Linked DNA regions of Homo sapiens: all the other regions are linked to region 2. The links are chromatin contacts, found by Hi-C or POLR2A ChIA-PET in ENCODE. All regions are on one chromosome and are shown on one strand. Each heading gives the region's core, a stretch centred on a gene start or an enhancer-like site at or near the end of the contact. The rest is flanking DNA. Distances are from core to core; before and after follow the strand shown.

What was found. A loop is a pair of places that touch in the nucleus more often than their neighbours do. ChIA-PET counts read pairs that join two places held with the same protein, here RNA polymerase II (POLR2A). Pooled maps may share reads with other maps.
Region 1: a map with no recorded cell type shows a loop between it and region 2 (6-fold over the local background). The contact joins the enhancer-like site here to the promoter of TAX1BP1-AS1 in region 2. A Hi-C loop is called at or near these places in 3 of 37 single-sample maps with no recorded cell type and 2 of 50 pooled maps.
Region 3: a pooled map shows a loop between it and region 2 (16-fold over the local background). The contact joins the promoter of NFE2L3 here to the promoter of TAX1BP1-AS1 in region 2. A Hi-C loop is called at or near these places in 1 of 37 single-sample maps with no recorded cell type and 10 of 50 pooled maps. POLR2A ChIA-PET finds 5 or more read pairs at or near these places in 1 of 52 experiments (naive thymus-derived CD4-positive, alpha-beta T cell).
Region 4: a loop to region 2 is called in a map with no recorded cell type, with 13 times the contacts of the local background. The contact joins the promoter of LINC02981 here to the promoter of TAX1BP1-AS1 in region 2. A Hi-C loop is called at or near these places in 4 of 37 single-sample maps with no recorded cell type and 6 of 50 pooled maps.

What each region holds. Positions count from the first base shown.
Region 1 is chr7:28,814,137-28,819,632 of GRCh38, forward strand. CREB5 (cAMP responsive element binding protein 5) reads left to right here. Exons shown (of 11, transcript NM_182898.4): 10 at 3,935-4,043; 11 at 4,980-5,496. The coding sequence ends at 5,143. Among named protein-coding and RNA genes, the nearest start is that of TRIL, 140 kb to the right of the region's middle. RefSeq lists an enhancer at 1,644-1,823. Within about 2 kb of position 1,400, at least 3 of the 41 ENCODE cell types and tissues checked have a DNase peak (open chromatin) inside an H3K27ac peak, as active enhancers do.
Region 2 is chr7:27,739,054-27,744,510 of GRCh38, forward strand. TAX1BP1-AS1 (TAX1BP1 antisense RNA 1) reads right to left here and starts at 1,622. Exons shown (of 2, transcript NR_187572.1): 1 at 963-1,622. TAX1BP1 (Tax1 binding protein 1) reads left to right here and starts at 1,109. Exons shown (of 17, transcript NM_006024.7): 1 at 1,109-1,216. RefSeq lists enhancers at 1,044-1,906, 1,123-1,392, 1,907-2,770 and a silencer at 1,560-1,792.
Region 3 is chr7:26,148,528-26,154,596 of GRCh38, forward strand. It overlaps NFE2L3 (NFE2 like bZIP transcription factor 3), which reads left to right and starts at 3,671. Exons shown (of 4, transcript NM_004289.7): 1 at 3,671-4,541. The coding sequence starts at 3,972. RefSeq lists enhancers at 1-622, 3,631-4,425, 4,426-5,219, 4,570-4,759 and silencers at 3,460-3,839, 3,860-3,929, 3,940-4,009, 4,120-4,369, 4,380-4,449.
Region 4 is chr7:26,397,204-26,402,719 of GRCh38, forward strand. LINC02981 (long intergenic non-protein coding RNA 2981) reads left to right here and starts at 1,366. Exons shown (of 5, transcript NR_148502.1): 1 at 1,366-1,818. It overlaps SNX10-AS1 (SNX10 antisense RNA 1), which reads right to left and starts at 2,215. Exons shown (of 2, transcript NR_136272.1): 1 at 2,138-2,215. RefSeq lists enhancers at 502-1,458, 533-772 and silencers at 1,243-1,702, 1,793-1,902.

The DNA of each region.
Region 1 (5,496 bases), core at 150-2,649, 1.1 Mb after region 2:
GCTATCTGGTTGTTCTCTTCCAAAATGAATTCAAGGTGATTCCACTTACGTTCCCTTGAAAAGCGTTTTTACTTAAAATATAGTCTAGTATTTGTGCATTTCCTACACTAATCAGTCTTTCACTATGGAATCCTTAAGATGATTATGCATGTGCACAGCACACAATTCATTCTTCTTTCTCTAGGATAGTGATTCTTGACCTTTCTTAAGCCAAAGGCCCCTTATGAAATATAATGAAGGCTCCGTAGATGCTCTCTCAGTAATATGGACACATAAATGGACATAGAAAATTTTGCTCTAAAATGAAACTATAAATGTTGCTTTGGAATCTGCCCTACTAAGATTTAGAAGCATAAGAGGTGCTAGAACTGGCTCCCTTATGAAAGATAAGACCTGAATTATAAGCATATTTGAGCATATTGAAAGTAGCTAAGTAATGAATAAAAGTCAAGATGGACTCTTTCATTGGATAATTGGGTAATTTGCTTTCTCAATAGAAGGTGACACAGAATTGCTTGTAGAATAAAAAAAAATTCTTTCTGGAAGGAACTTTCTGGAAGTAGTTCAACCATCGTGTTTTATACTTGGTTGGCATGGCAGCTTGGGAACTCAAACCCTATTATTCTCAACTCTCAAGTGAGAGTTCCTTTTCCTACTGGATGCTGCCCCATGAATTTCTATGGCTTATGTGGTTATTAGGCCTTTATTTAGTCCTTGCAGCATCATAGTTATATGTATATGGATAAACAAGAAGCTGATTGCCCTTCTCTACTGAGGACATTAATTGGTGTTCATTTTCCCACAATAACATGGCTAAATAAGTATTAACATGTTACATTAAGAAATATGTCCTGCCAGGCACAGTGGCTCATGCCTGTAATCCCAGCACTTGGGGAGGCTGAGGCTGGAGAATCACTTGAGGCCAGGAGTTCAAGAGCAGCCTGGGCAAAATAGCTACACCCCATCTTTGCAAAACATTTTTTAAAATTAGGTGGGCATTGTGGCACATGTCTCTAGTCCCTGCTACTCAGAAGGCTGAGGTGGGAGGATTGCTTGAGCCCAGGAGGTAGAGGCTGCAGTGAACTATGATGGTGCCACTGTAGTCCAGCCTGGACGACATAGCAAGACCCTGTCTCTATAACAATAAAAAAGAAAAAAAGAATATGTTCATATTCACATATATCTTTAAATGATGGTCAGTTGTCTCAATATTCTCAGGGTTCTGCATTTTTACAGATCCTCACAACACTCAGGCCTTTGGTCTCTGTACTTACAACATATTGCTTTATTAATAAAGTGTTTTGCTGTTCATAGACTAAATGCCACCAAAGTCATATACTTTGTATGGGGTTTTGGTGATAGGCCAGGGCACCACATGTGCTGACTAGTGCTCTTTTTATAGTAAAACAGACTTATGAAAGCAAAAATTTATTGTGAAACTGTTTGGGGCATGCCAAATATCATAGGCAGTTAGCTCTTTGCTAACTGTAGAAACCCAGAGAATAGAATTGAGTGTTTTCTTAGGGAAGGGGCAATGAACACTTTGTGCCTGGGAGATCGAATGCTGCCAAGAAAGGGTTTCATTGCCCAGGACATAGTGGGGGAAGAAATGGAGACTAAATTCAACCTCTCCAAGATGGCCACAGGCAGGGGTGTTTTTTCTTCCAAAAGTATAAGAAAGCAAGAGAACCCAGTTTTGTTTTTAATACTTTTCTTGTTTGTTTTCTAGGTAGAAAAGTGTGGATTCACTAGAAATTAGAACTTGATTCCATTTTCTAAGATCCATTGTCTACATTATCTGCAGCTGAGAGCTTCTACTCAGGGGGCAAGGTGTCTAGCAGTTTCGATTTCAGAAAAGTGTTATTTCTGTAGTCTAAATGCAAATAATATGACATTTCCTTCTGAAGCAAATATATACGCACACACACACACACACACACACACACACATAAACACATCTCTGTTTCCTTTCTTGGTTTTTGTTTGGTTGTTTTTTTTTAACCAGAGATTGCCTTCATTTGATGGTCTAGAAGTGACTTTCTTTTATATGTGCTATTTTGAGCAGAAGGAGAACTGAGAAAAAGAAGGAAGGCCATCTGAATTTAGATAGGTGTAAAGTCAAAGAGGAAGAAGTTAGTGTTTAAGGCTAAAATAAATTGTCCTGTAAGTTATCCCACTGACCTTGGAATTGACAGGGTCACTTTTGGTTTCCACAGAGCCCCTTATCAATCACATTCATTTGGAGTTGGGAGGTACAATTTGCCTTCTTGTATGTTCTGAGATGTAAGAGCAATTTTCTTGTTTGATTAAGTGATTTATTCATCATTAAGGCTAATTTCCCAAATAGTCATTTTTATTTTGTAAAAATAAAGTTTGGAAGAGAAAGGGAATGAGATGAGATTTGTAGATGAGATTTTTATTATTTTGTCATTGTTTTATTTTATTATTTTTGTTATTAATGTTACTCAATATGTGGTTGCTTATAATTTATTTCACCAAGAAATTTAGAAATGGGAGATATTCCTTAAAACAGATTTCAATTTTTTTTAGCGCAACTTCTAGAATCCCAAACATACTTTCCTAGGTGATAAATACATGGCTGAAAAGCCAAGTTCATATTGAAAGTGTAGGTACAACTTAATGACAGCAATGTTAATCGTCCTTTTCGGTGTGCATGCATTTTTTAAGTCTCCTACATGTGAGGTATAATGCCTGGCAGCCACAAATAAACCTTGACCAAAGAGAGGATATTATTGATCACAATTTTTAAGTGGCTTATTCAAGATAGTGCTACATTTACGTTCACTTTTATCAAGTGGAAGCATCTCGGAGCTACCATCTATTTTATGTTTATATTTGTAGACAATGGGTGCCAAGTTCATTATTCTACAAAGCTATGAGCATGCCTTTGTGAATTAATATTAACAGATAAAGTAGAGATCCGAGGCACTTACATGAGTAAATAAGAAGAAAACCCCACACCATCCACAATATCCTGATATTGAGGGGGGAAAGAGTATTTTATAGACCGAAATTGACCAAATAATCAATGAACTCAATCAAATTAATTCAATCATGGCCCAAAACTTCATTGCCTCCTTGCCACCCTGAGCTGACATCATCCACCTGCAGCTGACCAACATGTGTACTGTATGCTTCCATACCTCCTGCTCAGTGGGCATCAGGCAGGTAGATGTGCTCTGCTCAACAGTATCCCATGAACAGTAATTGAGTAGGAGATGGTGGGGAGAGCAGGGATTCATGACTGAAGGTCAATTTATTTTCAGATATTCTTTTTAGATTGAGCAACACAGACTTCTTTTGGAAAATCTGATGGTAGATGAGTCAGCTTATTCTGATTGCATTTCAGGTGGAAGCCACAAATCCTACCACATAATTCTGCCCAATGTGCGCCTCATATTCACATTCTCAATTGGATGTAAACCTGAGCTTGTGAAGGTTACAATAGTTAAATGTATTAAGTCCTTATTATGTGCTGGGTATTGTTCTGTTTCCCATCTATTACTGTATTTAATCCTCATAGTAACACAAATAATGTACTCTTCTTATCCCCATCTTATAACGAGGTTGCTGGAGCTCAGCTGGGTTATGTAATCTACCTAGGGTCACACAGTCAGTGTGGAGTAAGGATTCTCACCTGGCTTCGGTTCCCATCACCTAAGGGTGTGGTCTAGCCTTTTAATAAGGTTCAGCTCTTGAGTTAAAACCTAAGCTCTGCAGAAAGCCCCTGGGAAATGTGAGGGCCAAATTAAAGGTAAGCTACAAACTTTCAGGTGAACCACATTAAATAATATTCTTAATGTCATTTAGACATAATGGAAGAGTTTGCCAGTTTTGTTGTTGAAAGTGCACAGGGCTGTGGGTTTGTATCCTCTGGTCTTCTCAACATGGTTTTAATACATATCTCTTTTAGAATGAAGTGTCTATGTTGAAAAATGAGGTGGCCCAGCTGAAACAGTTGTTGTTAACACATAAAGACTGCCCAATAACAGCCATGCAGAAAGAATCACAAGGATATCTAAGTAAGTCGCCGACTTTTTCACTTTTCTTTAGTGTCCAATATTTTTTGCCACTAAGTTTGCACTGAATTTGATTGAAAGAGCAAAAGTAAAGTGTAGATTGTACTTCCAGGCAGATATACAAGAATTCTTGAGTGGCTTCCAGACTATTCTTCCAAGGGGATCCCTTTTTTCTGACCCCTGTGCAACACCATGCCCACCACCTCCTGATAATTTCTGGCCACTCCTTCCCTAGCATTTCAAAGTATCAAAAGAAATACCAAATTCCAATTTTGCAGCCAGTAAGAAAAGAGCCAGCTGAAGCCCAAGTACCAGTGGCCTAGCAGTCGCCTTCAGAAATCTGTGGTCTGGGAACCAGGCCTTGGGTGAATCATATCCAGTGCCTCCAGAAACACTGCATGTTACTCACTGGGCTGAAAAGCTAGTGACTGGCCTCAGTTTACCAATATGTAAAATGATCCCTTCCTTCAGACCCCAGTTTCTGCATCTGGAATGCCAGTTGGTTAAATGATAGTTGAGTAGGGATGGTGGGAGGAGCAGGGATTCATGGCTGAAGGTCAATTTATTTTCAAATAATTTTTTAGATTGAGCAACACAGATTCTCCCACCACATGTGAGTATTTTTCCACATTTGATATACGGATGGCTATTTAAAAAGACAAAATGGGGAAGTTCACATATCCATGACTGAAACACATCAAATCATTTTACTGATACAGAAAGCATGGCTTTGCTCGTAGATATAAACTGGAAAGGCATAGCATTGTGACAACAGTTGAAAATAAAGTTTTGAAATTAACTTTCAGAAGAAAATGTGTGAAACTTCTATTTCAAGTAAATATCTAGTACAGTTTCTCTGAGGAGTCCACAAGTCCATACAAAAAAGACCTATATTGGTGTGTGTGTATGTGTGTGTGTTGTCTTTTTTTTTCTCCCTAGGTCCAGAGAGTAGCCCTCCTGCTAGTCCTGTCCCAGCTTGCTCCCAGCAACAAGTCATCCAGCATAATACCATCACTACTTCCTCATCGGTCAGCGAGGTGGTAGGAAGCTCCACCCTCAGCCAGCTCACCACTCACAGAACAGACCTGAATCCGATTCTTTAAAATGCACCATCAGACCTGGCCTCCAAGAAGAGCTGTAGCGTACCATGCGTCCTTTCTTTTAAGGGCATTTTTAGAATTAACTCAGACCTGGAAGACTCCTCAGTTCTTCAAAGACTGGCTTTCATTTTTATAGTTATTATGGAAATGTTGTCTTTTATACTTAGTTATATAAGAAAAAAGGGAGTTATGCAATTAATATCTATCAGCTTGGGAAACGCTTTGGTGCTTTTCTCCAGTTTTCTGGTACCAGTTACTTGTTTATAAACTGAACCTTTTCTGTATATAGCCATGGTTTCATTCTTATCAGTCCAACCCTTTGCCTGAAACATTGAATCTTGTTAAACCACAGCTTT
Region 2 (5,457 bases), core at 372-2,871:
TTCACACCGTTTTCTTCATCCATAAAATAAGGAGACTGGGACTAAATGGCCTATTAAGGTTCTTCTGAAATTCTATGATCAAGTATAATACCCAGCACAAGACCAAGTTCAAAAATGTCAATACACAGGAAACAAATCAGTCTGTAAATATTGAGAACCTATGTTATCAAAGCTAATGTCTTCTGAAATAACTGGAAGTAAAGATGAAAGTATATGAAAGATAATTTTGAATGTTCTGTATTTAGAATGTGCTTCAACATTTAATGCGATCTAATTTACATATCCTTTCTGGTGCTATTGCAAGGTTTGTCAGGGTTTTACGGCAACAGAAGACTATGATGAATTCGAATGGGACACATTTGCTTCTGTGGAGTTACGATTCAAACTGAATGTCCAATATAGGAAGGCAACATATACAACAAGCAAAAGTGATTTTAGAAATAACAGAACGCGGGAGAAAATTCACACACGGAAAATGATACGGATAACAAAAGCAGGTAACTCACAGAAATGCGGCTAGAAAAGAGGCCTCTGCTGGAGCGAGAGCAAATAGAATCAGAGGGCATTAGAACTGAAAAGCTCCTAGGAGCTTTCAGTGAACAAAACTTCATAGCCAAAAAAGCACACGACTGGGCCAGGAGTTCAGAGACAGTCTTGGTGCTCAGGGGTTTGCAGCCCTAGCCGTGTGGTCACTCCCTTGCTTCTCTGGCTATTTCCTTATCTATAAAATGAGTGGGCTAGTTTAGGCCGACTGAGACGCAGACAGGGATACGGTACTGTCCATGGACCTCTGAGCTGCCCTTTCCACATCGCTGGTGAGTTACTTAAACCTCCTGTGTGTTTCCCCCTTTCGTATGTCAAAATAATAACATAAAATCAGAATGTAAATCCAGACGCATTGTTTTGCTGCGATTAAGTTGAACGAAAATAGCAAGGACGAAGTAAGGAGAGAGCCAGCCTACCCGCGGGATGAGGCGTCCCGCGGCGGAGTGGGCTGGGGGCGTGTCGTCGCGGAGGGGAGCGGCGAACCAGGCAGGAGGCGGAAGAGACCGCCCCGTGGGCGGAAGTGACGCAAGGCCTACTGTCGGCTGGGAGGGGAGGTGTAGCCGGTCTTTGGGGGTAGGCGGTAGTGGCGGAAGAGGTTCGGCGGCTGATGGCGGATCAGGATCGGAAGCCTGCGTAACTTTCTCCCTTGATCCGGGAGTCTTTCCACTGGGTAAGGCGCCTCCCCGGTCCACCCCAGCGCCTTGTGCGGGGCGGCCTCCAGCTGCATCTCTTTTAGGGCTCGTGCTACACCCTTCAGCCCCTGTACTGTAGGGGCCTGGCCGGTCTCGGGAGAGGTCTCTGTGGTGACGAGGCTTTCCTTCCCGAAGACAAACCTTCCTTTCCAGACTGCGATTGTGACGGGGGTGTGGGCGACTCGGATCAGCTGTGGAGTTTTGGAATGGCAACGGGTGGCCGCCCCACGCGGTGGGAGGCCCGTGGGACAGGCCTTCGCGATTTGGGGGAGGCGTGTGGGACGGGGGCCCTTTGGCTGGGGACGAGTGACGCTGGCGACCCCCGAAGGAAAAGCTTCTGGTGTCCAAGGCTAAACTCTGGGGTGACTGTTTTGAGGGCAGTGTGGGTTTTACCGGCGCAGTAAGCTGAGAAAACACGTAGGTCGCGTCCGAGAAGGACGCTGGGGTTTGCCTTTGCGGAGAGAAACCCAGCTGTTTTGGTTTGAGTCGCCGGTGGCGAAGGGGGCGGAGACTCCCTGCGCCGCCTACTTTTGAGGGCCGCGGGCGGAGTTGGCGGTTCTGGCTGATGGCCTGCTTCACCTGGAATCCATTCCCCACCCCGCCCCGTTCGCAAGGTGTGGACTAGTCCCGACCGACTTGCACTCCTGGCTTAGGGAATCTGTGGCTAGAGTTTAGCGTGCGCGCGCGCGCGTACACCTTATTAGTAAAAAATTGAGCTTAGCGTGCGTCTGTGTGGGTGTGTGTACACACCTTATTGGTAAAAGTTTTGTTAGAAAACACTGGCATTTGACTTTAGACATACACAGTGTTAGATTTCCGGTTTCACACAGTGGTTATGAATTGCTATTATGTTAGGCTTTAGATGGGAAAATAAATCTTGATTTTTCAGCTGTCTGCATTCTGCTAATGTTAAAATTTCTACGAGCTGTGCACGAACAATTAATAGTTACAAGTTTGGTGCTCAATTCCTAAAGGATTTAAAGAGATCATTTGAATAGAAACTAAAAGTGGGTCGATCGTCCTCAAAGTGCTTTTCGGGTTTAGGGAAGGAGCTTAGGACAGCCTTTCTCTTTCGTTCTGTTCCTTTCAAGGGTAAACTTGAAGGATTGTTTGATGATGCCGACTTCTAATAAGGTTTTATTTATTTTTCAAACTGATTGTTCAACTTCAAAGAACATTGTAGTTTTTGTTTTCTAGTCATCACGTTCTTTTTTTTTTTTTTTCCTTGAGATGGAGTCTTGCTCTGTCTCCCAGGCTGGAGTGCAGTGGCGCGATCGCGGCTCATTGCAACCTCCGCCTCCCAGGTTCAAGCGATTCTCCTGCCTCAGCCTCCTGAGTACCTGGGATTACAGGCGCGCACCACCACACTGAAGGGGTGGGTTGCCCCTCCACACCTGTGGGTGTTTCTCGTTAGGTGGAATGAGAGACTTGGAAAAGAAAAAGACACAAAGTACAGAGAAAGAAATAAGGGGATCCGGGGAACCAGCGTTCAGCATATGGAGGATCCCGCCAGCCTCTGAGTTCCCTTAGTATTTATTGATCATTTGTGGGTGTTTCTCCGAGAGGGGGCTATGTCAGGGTCACAAGACAATAGTGGGGAGAGGGTCAGCAGACAAACACGTGAACAAAGGTCTTTGCATCATAGACAAGGTAAAGAATCAAGTGCTGTGCTTTTAGATATGCATACACATAAACATCTCAATGCTTTACAAAGCAGTATTGCTGCCCACATGTCCCACCTCCAGCCCTAAGGCGGTTTTTCCCTATCTCAGTAGATGGAACGTACAATCGGGTTTTATACTGAGACATTCCATGCCCAGGGACGGGCAGGAGACAGATGCCTTCCTCTTGTCTCAACTGCAAGAGGCATGCCTTCCTCTTATACTAATCCTCCTCAGCACAGACCCTTTACGGATGTCGGGCTGGGGGATGGTCAGGTCTTTCCCTTCCCACGAGGCCATATTTCAGACTATCACATGGGGAGAAACCTTGGACAATACCTGGCTTTCCTAGGCAGAGGTCCCTGCAGGCTTCCACAGTTTTTGTGTCCCTGGGTACTTGAGATTAGGGAGTGGTGATGACTCTTAAGGAGCATGCTGCCTTCAAGCATCTGTTTAACAGAGCACATCTTGCACAACCCTTAATCCGTTTAACCGTGAGTTTGACACAGCACATGTTTCAGAGAGCACGGGGTTGGTGGTAAGGTCATAGATTAACAGAATCTCAAGGCAGAATAATTTTTCTTAGTACAGAACAAAATGGAGTCTCCTATGTCTACTTCTTTCTACACAGACACAGTAACAGTCTGATCTCTCTTGCTTTTCCCCACACATACCCGGCAAATTTTTGTATTTTTAGTAGAGACGAGGTTTCTCCATGTTGGTCAGGCTAGTGTCGAACTCCTGACCTCTTGATCCGCCTGCCTCGGCCTTCCAAAGTGCTGGGATTACAGGTGTGAGCCACCGCACCCAGCCCATCACGTTCTTAAATTGTAGACCGCTGTTTATAGTTCTCACTGCAGCCATGTTTGTAGAATTAACCAGCAAATACCTTTTCCATAACAAAAGTAAAATTTTGGAATTCAAAGTTTCAACCTTTTTAATAATGTTAAAATAATCATGAAAGATCCTAATGATGCTCCTTGTATACTTCTTTTGGGGACTTTGTTGTATTCTTTTGGAATGGATATGTTAAATCTGGGCTTTATGCATTTCTGTCTTTTTAAAGCTTATTTTGTCCCAAATAAACCTTTAGAAGAAGATAAAAATGTCCTCTACCCTAATATGTGTGGGCCAATATCATAGCATTTTAGAAACCAACTTATAAAAATCTAAAAAGTAAATAAAAGTGGTGCGGGTGATACCTGGGCGGAATGTCTTGGCACTCAGGTGTAAAGGATTCTGGAAATAGGGATGTCTGCAAGGGTGCAAATTAATAGACTGGGGCTTTTGCTGTTGCCTCCTAGAAAAATTGCTGATTACATTTTTTGGGAGCAGAGGTCTGTTGAGAGTTGTTAGTCTTTCTTTTTTTGAGCCACAGTGTGAATAATTGGAAACTATTTGAATGCTGGACATTTTTTCCTTTCATATGTTTGTGTGTCCTATCGGATTAAAGTTTGGAGATAATTCTAAAGGTTTTTTAGCTGAAGATGTGAAAAACTTTCAGTAACTCTATCAACCATTACCTGAATTACAACACTTCTAAGGGTACAAAGCGTTCATATTCTAAAATGCAGTGTTTCTGCTACAGTGGGTCATATGTGGAGTGTTACTAATCTGTTTCATTTCTTTATTTGCTTTGGTTTTACTATTACAGAAATTTTCAAACATACACAAAGGAGAATGAACAGTAAAATGAACCGACACTTTACTAATCTTGTTTTATTACCCCCTCTAACATTAATTTTTTCCCCTGGAGTTTTTAAAGCAAATCTTAGACATCAAGACATTTCACTTACAGTTAGTTTAGTATCTTTATTTTTTTTTTTTTTTTTTTTTTTTTTTTTTTTTTTTTTTTTTTTTTTTTGAGACGGAGTCTCGCTCTGTCGCCCAGGTCGGACTGCGGACTGCAGTGGCGCAATCTCGGCTCACTGCAAGCTCCGCTTCCCGGGTTCACGCCATTCTCCTGCCTCAGCCTCCCGAGTAGCTGGGACTACAGGCGCCCGCCACCGCGCCCGGCTAATTTTTTGTATTTTTAGTAGAGACGGGGTTTCACCTTGTTAGCCAGGATGGTCTCGATCTCCTGACCTCATGATCCACCCGCCTCGGCCTCCCAAAGTGCTGGGATTACAGGCGTGAGCCACCGCGCCCGGCCTAGTATCTTTATTTTTTATTTTTATTTATTTTTTATTTTTGAGACGGAGTCTCGCTGTCACCCAGGCTGGAGTGCAATGGCGTGATCTCAGCTCACTGCAGGCTCCGCCCCCCAGGGTTCACGCCATTCTCCTGCCTCAGCCTCCCGAGTAGCTGGGACTACAGGCGCCTGCCACCTCGCCCGGCTAATTTTTTGTATTTTTAGTAGAGATGGGTTTTCACCGTGTTAGCCAGGATGGTCTCGATCTCCTGAACTCGTGATCCGCCCGCCTCGGCCTCCCAAAGTGCTGGGATTACAGGCGTGAGCCACCGCACCCGGCCTAGTTTAGTATCTTTAAATGATAAAGACTAGAAAAACACAGAATCACCATAATTATATTATCACACATAACAAAATTACCTTATTT
Region 3 (6,069 bases), core at 2,421-4,920, 1.6 Mb before region 2:
CTGCCCGGCCACCACCCCGTCTGGGAGGTGTACCCAACAGCTCATTGAGAACGGGCCATGATGACAATGGCGGTTTTGCGGAATAGAAAAGGGGGAAAGGTGGGGAAAAGATTGAGAAATCGGATGGTTGCTGTGTCTGTGTTGAAAGAAGTAGACGTGGGAGACTTTTCATTTTGTTCTGTACTAAGAAAAATTCTTCTGCCTTGGGATCCTGTTGATCTGTGACCTTACCCCCAACCCTGTGCTCTCTGAAACATGTGCTGTGTCAACTCAGGGTTAAATGGATTAAGGGCGGTGCAAGATGTGCTTTGTTAAACAGATGCTTGAAGGCAGCATGCTCGTTAAGAGTCATCACCACTCCCTAATCTCAAGTACCCAGGGACACAAACACTGCGGAAGGCCGCAGCGTCCTCTGCCTAGGAAAACCAGAGACCTTTGTTCACTTGTTTATCTGCTGACCTTCCCTCCACTATTGTCTTATGACCCTGCCAAATCCCCCTCTGCGAGAAACACCCAAGAATGATCAATTTAAAAAAATAATAATAAAATTAAAAAAAATACAAAACAGCTGGGCTGGGCGTGTTGGTGGGCGCCTGTAATCCCATCTACTCAGGAGGCTGAGGCAGGAGAATTGCTTGAACCTGGGAGGCAGAGGCTGCAGTGAGCCAAGATCGCGCCATTGCACTCCAGCCTGGGCAACAAGAGCAAAACCTCATCTCAAAAAAAAAAAAGAAAAAACAAAAAAAAAACAACAACCATGGTAGCTTCCTTCCCCCAGAGTGAGGGCTCCAAGAGGGAGAAAGTGGGAGAGAGGGTAAGCAAGATAAAAGCCACTCCATCTTTTTGTAATCTAAACTCAGAAATGAAAGCCCACCATTTTTGCCATATTTTGTTTATTAGAAGCACATCACCAGGTCTAGCCCACACTAGGGAATATAGGGAAGGGAATAATCACTGGACATTATCTTGGGAGTTGCCTACCCTACCAGGATGCCATTTAAGGTGGTGCTTCTCAAACTAACCCTTTGAAGAATCAACTTTAAAAAAATTTTTTCAATTTGTTGCAAGTCAGCACTTTTGTCAAATAAAATAGAAATTCATTTCTAGAAAAATGAAATTACAAAGGCATTTAAAAAACCCAAAACCTCAGCTCATCTGTTGATGTTGTAATGATGTCAAATTGCTATAAAAATTTCTTTAGGCCAGGCATGGTGGCTCACACCTGTAATTGCAGCAGTTAGGGAGGCTGAGGCAGGAGGATCGCTTGAGCCCAGGAGTTCAAGACAGGCCTGGGCAACACAGCAAGACTCCATCTCTACAAAAAAAAATTTTTTTTTCTTTAAATTCTCAATTCTATTACTTATCTCATTTGGATCAGAAGCAAATAGTTTACACATGAGCATCAGTTTCAGGTCAACCTTTGAGTAGCACTGATTTCAGGATTTTATGAATGCAGATGACTTTTCAAGGCTTTTACAAGACAATGGTTTGGACTTTTCACTTGGCTATTCCTAGATGGAGGATTCTAGAAATAAACCTAAAGAGAAGTTTTTCCTTCTAATTTCATTCCATTCTCCCCATGCTCCTAAAAGTGGGACTTTTTATTGTGAGTAAAGTCAAGGGTATGTAGGATTGTCTCCTGGTTAACACTTTCCTGCAAGGTCTTTTAGGTACCCTTGTTCTTCCCACCAGTCAAGAGCCAGAGTTAAGCCATGCTTTTGAAGTGTATAGTCTGAAAGATATTTAACACTATGATTACCAATTCACATTGTAAAATGGTGAGGGGTTAGCCCACTTCCCAACAAATGTTAGAAGTTTGTATGTGCTTCCTGTTCCCAGTCTATTCAGATTTCTCAAAATACATCTCAAGTGTAACCTCCTCAATTCAACTAATATTTTTTTTGAGCATCAACTGTGTGTAAGATTCTGGAGGGCACCGCCTTGAAGAAGGCACCGCCTCTACTCTCAATAGTTTTAGAGCTCCCTATATAAACCTTGAAGTAATTTACATCTAAGTATTTTGGCAATTGAGTACATTATTTCTCTTGTTTCTTAGTGTCTCACAAATTTTTATCTCATCTCCCTAGTAAAACCATAAGCTTACGGAAGGAAAGAACTCCGTTTCATATCCTTCATGCCTCCAGCACAGCCTCAGGCAGTTAGTAGGTTCTCAGTAAAAAGCTGAAGGCAGCATTTACTAAGCTGAGACTCTAAATCCGCTGTTCAAAGACTAAATGCTGTGAACGGGGTCTTGATAACCTGGCAATCACCTTTCTTCATCCTCTTTGCCACCCCAACCCATCTTCCAAGGCTTAACACAGAGGAAGCAACTTTCCTCTGCTCCCCTGTTTCTGCTCCCCTGGTCCCCATTCTTTTCTCTTCTTACTACACTAGCCCAGGAGAGAGATGAGAAAGCCAGGTGGAGGGAGGGGCCTTTTAAAACAAGTCTTGCTCAACTTTTTACACAACTGCCCATTCTCAGTTGGGCATCCCCTCCTGTCCCCTTTTCTTCCAAGGAAGGGAGCTAAGGTTAGTAAAACCTACCCTTGCAAGGCCCAGTGCTGGGTACTGTGCATGGACAAAGGTGAACCAAACAGGTTCCTTGTCCTCAAGAATTTACAATGGGCAAATCAGACCGATTCTCATCTACAACACAGAGTTGAATGGGCCAACTGTTACAATGTTGGCAAACGGAGAAATCACGGTGCAACAGATGGGGGAGAGATTAATGCCAACTGGTGAAAATTCAGAGGATGTAGCTTTGGAGCTAAGCCTTGAGGGTGAGTAACACAAACAATGGGTAGCAGGGAGCACTTCCTACCCATGCAGTGCTGTGGTCGGTGGTTTACATGCATTATCTCATTTGGGGCTCACAAAAGGTCTGCTGGGGAGGTGCTATTATTAGTCTCATTTTACAGTGAGAAAACTGAGGCACAGAGAAAAGGAGAGATTTGTCCAAGGTCGCCCCTCAAGTGGAGGGGGGACTTGAACTCACTCAGGGTAACTGTAGAGCTGGTGCTGTCAACCCTCAAGGAAACAACGGATAAGGAGCAAAGGATACCGAGAGGAGGTCTAGCACTATGCAGAGCACGCCCAGAGAAGAGAGAGGGGTCTGTGAGGCTGGGACTGGGGTGTGCGGAGTGGTGGGATGACTGATCCCAATGGCAACGGTGGAATTTATATGTGAAACTCCGAACTTTACACGAAATATTTCATCTGACCTCAACACATCCCTGTTTGACAGGCTCTATGATCCCCATTTTACAGATAGCGGAACTGAGACAGAGAGGTTACTCTTGCCCACTCTGCCCGCCAAGTGTCCTCACGTTGGGGTGGAAGCCCGTTGCAAGCTGCCAGGCCCCTCGTAGCTGCCCAGTCACTCTCCGCCCAGTCTACACATCCTGTCCCTTCCCACCCAGCTACCCACCACCTAGCCCTCCACCCCAACTCCCGCCCTTGGCTTTCAGCAAGGATGGCCCAGCTCACGGCCACAGGGTGGCAAGGGGCCACTTGGTGCCCAGAACAACTTCTGCTCCCAGAAAGCCTTGCGTTCCCCGGACATAAAGAGGCTTTGAGCTCGGGGAGCCCCGCCCCGTGCGGCCCCTCCCACGGGCGCGGGCCCCGGGCGGCAGGGGGCGTGTTCCTGTCGGCTGCGCCCGCGGCCGGGGGCGGAGCTTGGCCACCGCGCCGGGCTGCGGGCGGCTGGGCGAACGGGCTCGGCGCTCAGGTGGCTCCTTCTTCGCTTCTCCCGATCCCCGGCGGTGCCAGGCACGGTGCCGGCTGCCGAGGGAACGCCTTTGTGCCCGGTGCTGGGAACCCGCGACGGCCGCCACGCGCCCCGGTCCATTGTTTCGCTTATCTGGGTTCCAGGCAGGTGCGGGCGGCGCGCGGGGTCCGCACGTGTCACCCCGGCGGCTGGGGCGCCGGGACCCGCGGGCGCCGGCAGGGGCGTTCCCGGGCGCGCGGCGGCGATGAAGCACCTGAAGCGGTGGTGGTCGGCCGGCGGCGGCCTCCTGCACCTCACCCTCCTGCTGAGCTTGGCGGGGCTCCGCGTAGACCTAGATCTTTACCTGCTGCTGCCGCCGCCCACCCTGCTGCAGGACGAGCTGCTGTTCCTGGGCGGCCCGGCCAGCTCCGCCTACGCGCTCAGCCCCTTCTCGGCCTCGGGAGGGTGGGGGCGCGCGGGCCACTTGCACCCCAAGGGCCGGGAGCTGGACCCTGCCGCGCCGCCCGAGGGCCAGCTGCTCCGGGAGGTGCGCGCGCTCGGGGTCCCCTTCGTCCCTCGCACCAGCGTGGATGCATGGCTGGTGCACAGCGTGGCTGCCGGGAGCGCGGACGAGGCCCACGGGCTGCTCGGCGCCGCCGCCGCCTCGTCCACCGGAGGAGCCGGCGCCAGCGTGGACGGCGGCAGCCAGGCTGTGCAGGGGGGCGGCGGGGACCCCCGAGCGGCTCGGAGTGGCCCCTTGGACGCCGGGGAAGAGGAGAAGGCACCCGCGGAACCGACGGCTCAGGTGCCGGACGCTGGCGGATGTGCGAGCGAGGTAGGTGCAGAGCGGGAAGCGAGCGAAGTGCGGCGTCTACGCCGCCGGGAGCCCCCGAGGCTTGTGTCGGATCTGAGCAGGGGCCACTCTCGCTGTGTCCTGGCACCCTTAGCCCCTGGTCTTTGCAGGTTCGCAGATGCTGCTGCTCTGATTCCGAATGAAGGGCTACTAGTGCTGTCGCTGTGGTTTTTAGGTGTTTAAGGAAGAAGTGGACGAAATCATCCGTTTGGTTATAGAGAATACCTTTCCTTGTGTGTGATGGCTGGCAAGAGTAGTTCGGGGATGGGGAGGGGAGAAGCAATGCCCACTGTCTTCGCTCAGTACCTCATGTACACTGGGGTGTCGTTCTCTGGGACCCGTGCCCGACCTGGACGATGTGAAGGAGGCCGTGACCTCTGGGAGGATGCATGTTTTTAAGAACGACTCTCCCGGCCTAACGCAAGGACCTTCGCCCTGTTTTCAGCCCAATTGCTGTTCGTTTTTGCTGCTTCCCTGGATTAAGGAGCCATGGTCAGGGTCTATTCAGAGGCCAGCCGGCAGGCGGTCCCCCTGTGACCTAACCATCCCCTGCACCTAGCAATCCTCCTTCCTGGAATTTGTGTAACCTCTTATTAGCATAACGAAAACAGGTACCTTGGCAGTCACTTAGTGACTAACAAGTTCCCTTTGGTTTATGGGTCCAAACCCTTCTCTGGCTTAACTTCTTTCTGAAACCAAGTTTACCAAGATCTGTTGCTTGAAACATCTGGTGCTCCCCATGGAACGTTTGAGTTCAGTCTAATGACACTTTAACACCAGTTTCCACAAAACCACTTTACCCAAAGTTCCTTCCAGGGGACTTTTAAAATTCTGTCTTGGCTCAAACTTTAGTGTTTGCAACTGGTAACGATCAACCAGTGGTGATCAACTAATGTTCTTCGGGTGTTGTTTTTGTGGGGCGCATTCTTATGCAAAATGGGAATTGGGGCTAAACTGGTTTGTTTGTTGCTCTTCAGAATTGCCGTTTGTGTAGGCTGTTGCCAGACAAGCTTCTCCACCCTCCTGGAGGGGTCATTGTGTGGAAGTGCTCGGTGATTCACTGTTATGCTGATCTGAGCCCTTCCTCTTCCTGGGGACCGGAACCAATGGGGTGGGGGCCAGTGAGAGTCTTGGAGGGATCCTTCTGTGTTCAGGATATACTGTGGGAGGTTCTTCCCCACTCACTCATCCAATCTGGACCCCATGGGGTCTGTCTCACCTAAATGCTCTGCCCTCTAATAAGTGAGTACTTGTGCACTACCACCATTCCTGGTTCTGTAACACAGAGTTGAAACCTAGTGCTGGATGCTGTACCAGATGGCACTCTGCCACCCACACCCGAATGCCAACCTGTGTGCAAAGTGCACAGGGACCTGGAGGGAGAAGAGAGGAAGCTGTTCAGTCCTCGGAAACTTCCCTCCCGGCATCACCTGGGAGACAAAGTGGCCTTCCCTTGGCTGTTTTTTTGTTTGTTTTGTTTTAAAGACAGGGTCTTGCTCTGTTGCCCAGG
Region 4 (5,516 bases), core at 116-2,615, 1.3 Mb before region 2:
TTGTCTCGTTTCAAAAAGGAGTTAACTTTAAATATGTCCCTGAATAAACACGAGGCAGCATGACTCCATCGCAGGTAGAGATAGGACTAAAACATGATTCTCCTAAACTTTAACCCTGGAGTTAGCTCACTTAATCCTGTAAATCTCTGCAAAGACTAACTTTGTTCCCTGGCTCCTCCGTGGTTGCCAGGTGGTGGATATACATTCTACAACAGAAGAAACTGGAATCGCTAGAGGTGTCTTTTTTTAGGGCAAGGAAGCATTTCCCAGAAAACCCCAACAGATGTCCCCTGGCTTGGCCTTGGCCAGGACTGGTCACATGCTCTTTTCTAAGCCAGTGCCTGGGCAAGGGAAGGGGTTGGTCATAACGGATTTAGACTACTTAGGATTTACTTCTGGGCCAAGGAGAGGGAGGGGGTGAGGGAGGGGGTGAGGGAGGGGGTGAGGGAGGGGGTGAGGGTGGGGGCGGGGGGCTGGCCCGGCCTAAGATGGCTGGGGGTGATGCGTTCGGGGGACAAAGGAGTGCTGGACAGTTGTGTGAGCTGTAAGAAGGACCCGGAAAATACTGCAGAGTGATTGAGAGTGTAGAGGGGCCTGGGTTCTCACCTGTGCTCCCTCCCACCTTAGCTGGGTTATGCTGGGAACCTTTCAAGGCTTTGCTAAGCCTGGGTTTCCAGGAGTGCAATAAGATCGCTGTGATAAACATGTAGGTAAAGCAGTTGGCATAGTACCTTGCGTAGAATAGTCCTCAGCATATGTTTACTACTGTCGTTGTTGCTATTAATAAAAGTGACCTAGCTCCTCTCCTCGAGAAGTTCACAAGGGGCCCAAATGTGACAGGGGGAGCTATCAGAAGGCGGGAGGTGACTTCTTGCCAGGGAGCAAGCCAGGGCAAGAAGAGAGGCGCCGTGAAGCCTGCGTTCCCTCCCGCACGCGGCTTGCCTCGGTGGCCACACGGGGAGCTCAGCAAGGCCCAGGGTTCGGGAGGCGGGTCCTGCACAGCGACGCAGCCTTGTCCCGGTGGCCGCAGGCCTGGGGAGCAGGGCGCAGCACACCCGCCGCCCGCTTGCAGGCGAGACGAGAGCGGGGCGCCGGGATGCTGGCGTCCAATTTAACCACCAGGGCGCACGGGACGGAGGCCGGGGGTCCCGCTTTTCCGTCAGAGTTCGCGGTCACGAGTGGAACCCACTGAGCACTCTAGTTTCCTGGTATTTTCATGGCAGTAATTGGATGACAGAGTCAAGAGGCAGGGCCTGCGCCGACACTGACTAGCAACGCGCGGCCTCTGAGCCGCGCCCGGCCGCCCACCCCTTCCTCCTCCAGCACCGGGCCGGCTCCCCCTCCCGGCCCGGCTCGGCGGCTGGGGGGTGGGCGGAGCCGCGGCCGGGCAGTTCATTATGTTGGACAGGGCGCGTCTGCGCCTCCGGCCGCCGCGGCTCCCGGGGCCTCCGCCTGCAGCCGGCGGCGGAACGAGGGCAGGCGGCTGAGACAGGCGAGCTATTTGCATTCCCCGGCAGTCATTTTTATATGCGGAGGTAATGAAGTTGTCAGCGGCGCCCCGAGTGTGGCAGAGCCTGATATTCAAATCGCCCTGCCCGCTCCGCCTGCTCCCGCCCGCTGGTCCCGGGAGCCCCAGGCTGCGCGCGCCCGCACCGCATCGCCGCTTTGCCCCGCGACCGCGCGCGCCTCCTCGTCCTCCCCCGCGCCTTTGTTTCCGTCTCCTTCTCCTTTCCCTCCTCTTTTGTGTCGGGCCAGACTCAGCCCCAGAAACCAGCCACCCTGCCGCGTCCGACTGCCAGGGATCCCTCACGCCGCGAGGTGAGCTGGTCGCAGGTGTGGGGAAGTTCGCGGGTGCAGCTAGGCCGCCGCCCTCGCGCTCGACGCCACGCCCGCCTCCTCTTTCCTTCCCCAGGGGCCCCTTGCCCTCCCTTCACCTCCGTCTCCAAGAAAGATGACCTAGTACTGCCATTACCGTTTGGGCCTAGAGGAGTTTTCGTTCCTCTTTCCGAATGCATATTTGTGGTCATTTTTTATGATTGCAGAAACCCAACACACAGCTATTCTGTCAGGCTGCCGAGAAAAGGCTGTTCGGCAGTTGCAGCCCTGGTGAGGCAATGAGGAGGAAAGGTGGACGCACCTGCCTGGAGTGGTTGAAGGAAGGCAGTGAACATCCACGCTCCTGGGGTTGGTTTTCCTGAACCTCTGTAGCTGTGCTGCTCACTGGGGCAGCCACTGACCACAAGAGGCTGCCGAGGGCTTGCAGTGTGGCCAGGCCAGACCAGGATGTTCTCCAAGTGGGAAATACACACCCCATTGTAAAGAAGACTGTATGGAAAAAAGAATGTGAACTGGCTCATTCATCATTTAAAAACATTGATTGCATATTGAAATGATAATATTTTGGGTATATGGGGTGAAATAAAGTATCATGAATTAAATCTTTTTTTAAAAATGTGGCCACAAAGAACATTTAAATTTACACATGTGGTTCACATTATATCTCTGTGGGATCGCACTTAAGACCCAACCCCACCCATCCTCTAACTCTGCCCTCTCAGCTTGCTCTACAGGTACTTTGGAACAGGGCAGGGATGGAGGGAAGGTCCTTGTATCTTAGGGATCAAATGCCCAGGAAAATAATTAGGAGGTGTTTGGGATTATGCTGAAAACCCTGACAACACTGAATAGCAGATGTCTCTTTCTTTTCCCTTTGTTCACTGTAAAGAAAAACTTACACTCCCCCACAGCCATGCCACAATTCCATGGACCAACCATTCATGTGTGAAGGTGGGCCTCTAGGAGTGTTTTGTGCCTTTTAGGAGTTATTTGTGGCACACTAAACTTGCTGACATGCCATTTAGAAAAGTGAATACTGTGTACGCACTGTAACAACTATTCCATAAGTATTTTTGGTGTACACTGTTCCTCAGCACTCACAGGCTTCGGAGTAGGGGCTCCCGGAGTATGCATTGACACGATGCGCTGCAAATGATCCGGGCGTGGGGAAGTCCCCGAGTGTGCATTGATTCCACACACGGCCACGGCTCCTACAGGGCTTTTATGGTGCAGCTCGCCAATGATCCGTGTGTTAAAGACTCCCCAAATACACATTGACACGATAGACTGGAGTTGTTTGGGTCTATCGTGGCAATGATCCGGGGATAATGGCAGTGTCTTATACAATTTCACTGAGATTGGAGTGCTCATGGTCCTAATGGCAGAACCGGAACTGCCCCAGTTAAGTCCCACCATGGCGCCCAGTAAAGGGTGTGTGGGTCTTTGACCTTCTGCTTCATGACACTGTGGCATTGCTAATTTTACTGATATTTTAACTAACATAATTGAGTTAGCATTTTTTTCCCCCTGAAAATTCATTTTTGTAATTCAACACCTGAATTAGGGAGTCCATCTAGTGATGGTTTCATTTGGTTAATCATAAGCTAAAGACCTAGGAAAGGTCATTCTTAAACCTAAAGTGTTTTGGGAAAAATAATCGTGGGAGATGCATATGAGCTTGAGACAGAGTTAATATGGAATAAATAACCTCAGTCCTGAGAAAACCTAGTTGGCTAGGCTGAAATAGACAAGATGAGAAGGTGGGAAGAAGATGTTTTTAAAAATAATGAAAGTAACATATTCAATAAAAATAATTCAAACACTGTAGAAGTGTATGAAATAAAAAACAGAATCCTCCCACTCCTTCCTTCCTTCTTTCTATACCATTCACTGTTACAAGCACTATTAATATTTTTGTATATTCTTCCAGTAACTTAAAAACACATGCAAATATATACAGTCATGCATCTCTTAATGATGGGAATATGTTCTGAGAAATGCATCGTTAGGCGATTTCATCATTGCACGAATATCAGAGAATGTACTTATACAAACCTAGATGGTGTAGCCTACTACCCACCTAGGCTATATGGTATAGCCTATTGCTCCTAGGCTACAAACCTGTACAGCATGGTACTGTAACAGAATACTGAAGGCAATTGGCCAGGCACTGTGGCTCACGCCTGTAAATCCCTGCACTTTGGGAGGCCAAGGCTGGCCTTCAAGACCAGCCTGGCTAACATGGTGAAACCCTGTTTTTACTAAAAACCCCAAAATTAGCTGGGCTTGATGGCATACACGTGTAGTTCCAGCTACTCAGGAGGCTGAAGCAGGAGAATCACTTGAATCTGGGAGGTAAAGTTTGCAGTGAGCAGAGATCATGCCACTGCACTCCAGCCTGGGCAACACAGCAAGACTCCATCTCAAAAAAAAAAAAACAACACTGTAGGCAACTGTAACACAATGGTGAGTACTTATGTATCTAAATGTAGAAAAGGTACAGCAAAAATACAGTATAAATGGTAAAAAAAGAAAAAATACAACTGTATAGGGCACTTACCATGAATGGAGTTTGCAGGTCTAGAAGTTGCTCGGGTGAGTGGAGTGAGTGGCGAGTAAATGTGAGGGTCTAGGACATTGTGTATACTAGTGTAGGCTTTATAAACACCGTACACTTAGGCTACACTAAATTTATATTTAAAAAGGTAATTGCTCTACAACATTGTGATGGCTATATTGCCACTAGGCTATAGGAATTTTTCAGCTCCATATTAATCTTATGGGTCCACTGTTGTATATTTGGTCCATTGTTGACCGAAATGTCATTATGTGGTGCATGACTGTATATCTACTCTTTGTTTACACAAATGGGTTAATGCTGAATGTTAATCTTCAACATCTTATATTTTCAATTAATAATACAGTCATGTGCCCCATAATGATGTTTTGATCAGCAATGGACTGCATATACGATAGTGGCCCTGTAAGATTACCGTGGAGCTGAAAAATTCCTATCGCCTGGTGATGTCTTAGCCCTTGTAACATCTTAATGCAACACATTAGTTGTGTGCTTGTGGTGGTGTCAGTGTAAACAAACCTACTGCGTTGCCAGTTATTTAAAAGTATACCACATACCACAGTATGCCACATTATCAAGTACATAATCCTAGATAATAACAATAAACAACTGTTACTAGTTTATGCATTTACTATACTATTTATTATTATTTTAGACTACTTTCTACACATGCATACACACATATTTATACACACATATATGTATAAAAGTTAACTATAAAACAGCCACAGGCAGGTCCTTCAGAAGGATTCTAGAAGAAGGAATTTTAATAGAGGAGATGGGGGTGGGCACGGTGGCTCACACCTGTAATCCCAGCACTTTGAGATGTCAAGGTGGGTGGATGACCTGAGGTCAGGAGTTCGAGACCAGCCTGGCCAACATGGTGAAACTCTATCTCTACTAAAAATACAAAAATTAGCTGGGTGTGGTGGCAGGCACCTGTAATCCCAGCTACTTGGGAGGCTGAGGCAGAAGAATCGCTTGAACCCAGGAGGCAGAGGTTGCGGTGAGTGGAGATCATGCCATTGCACTCCAGCCTGGGTGATAAGAGCAAAAAAAAAAAAAAAAAAAAAATGAGATGGCAGTTCTATGCACTGATGAC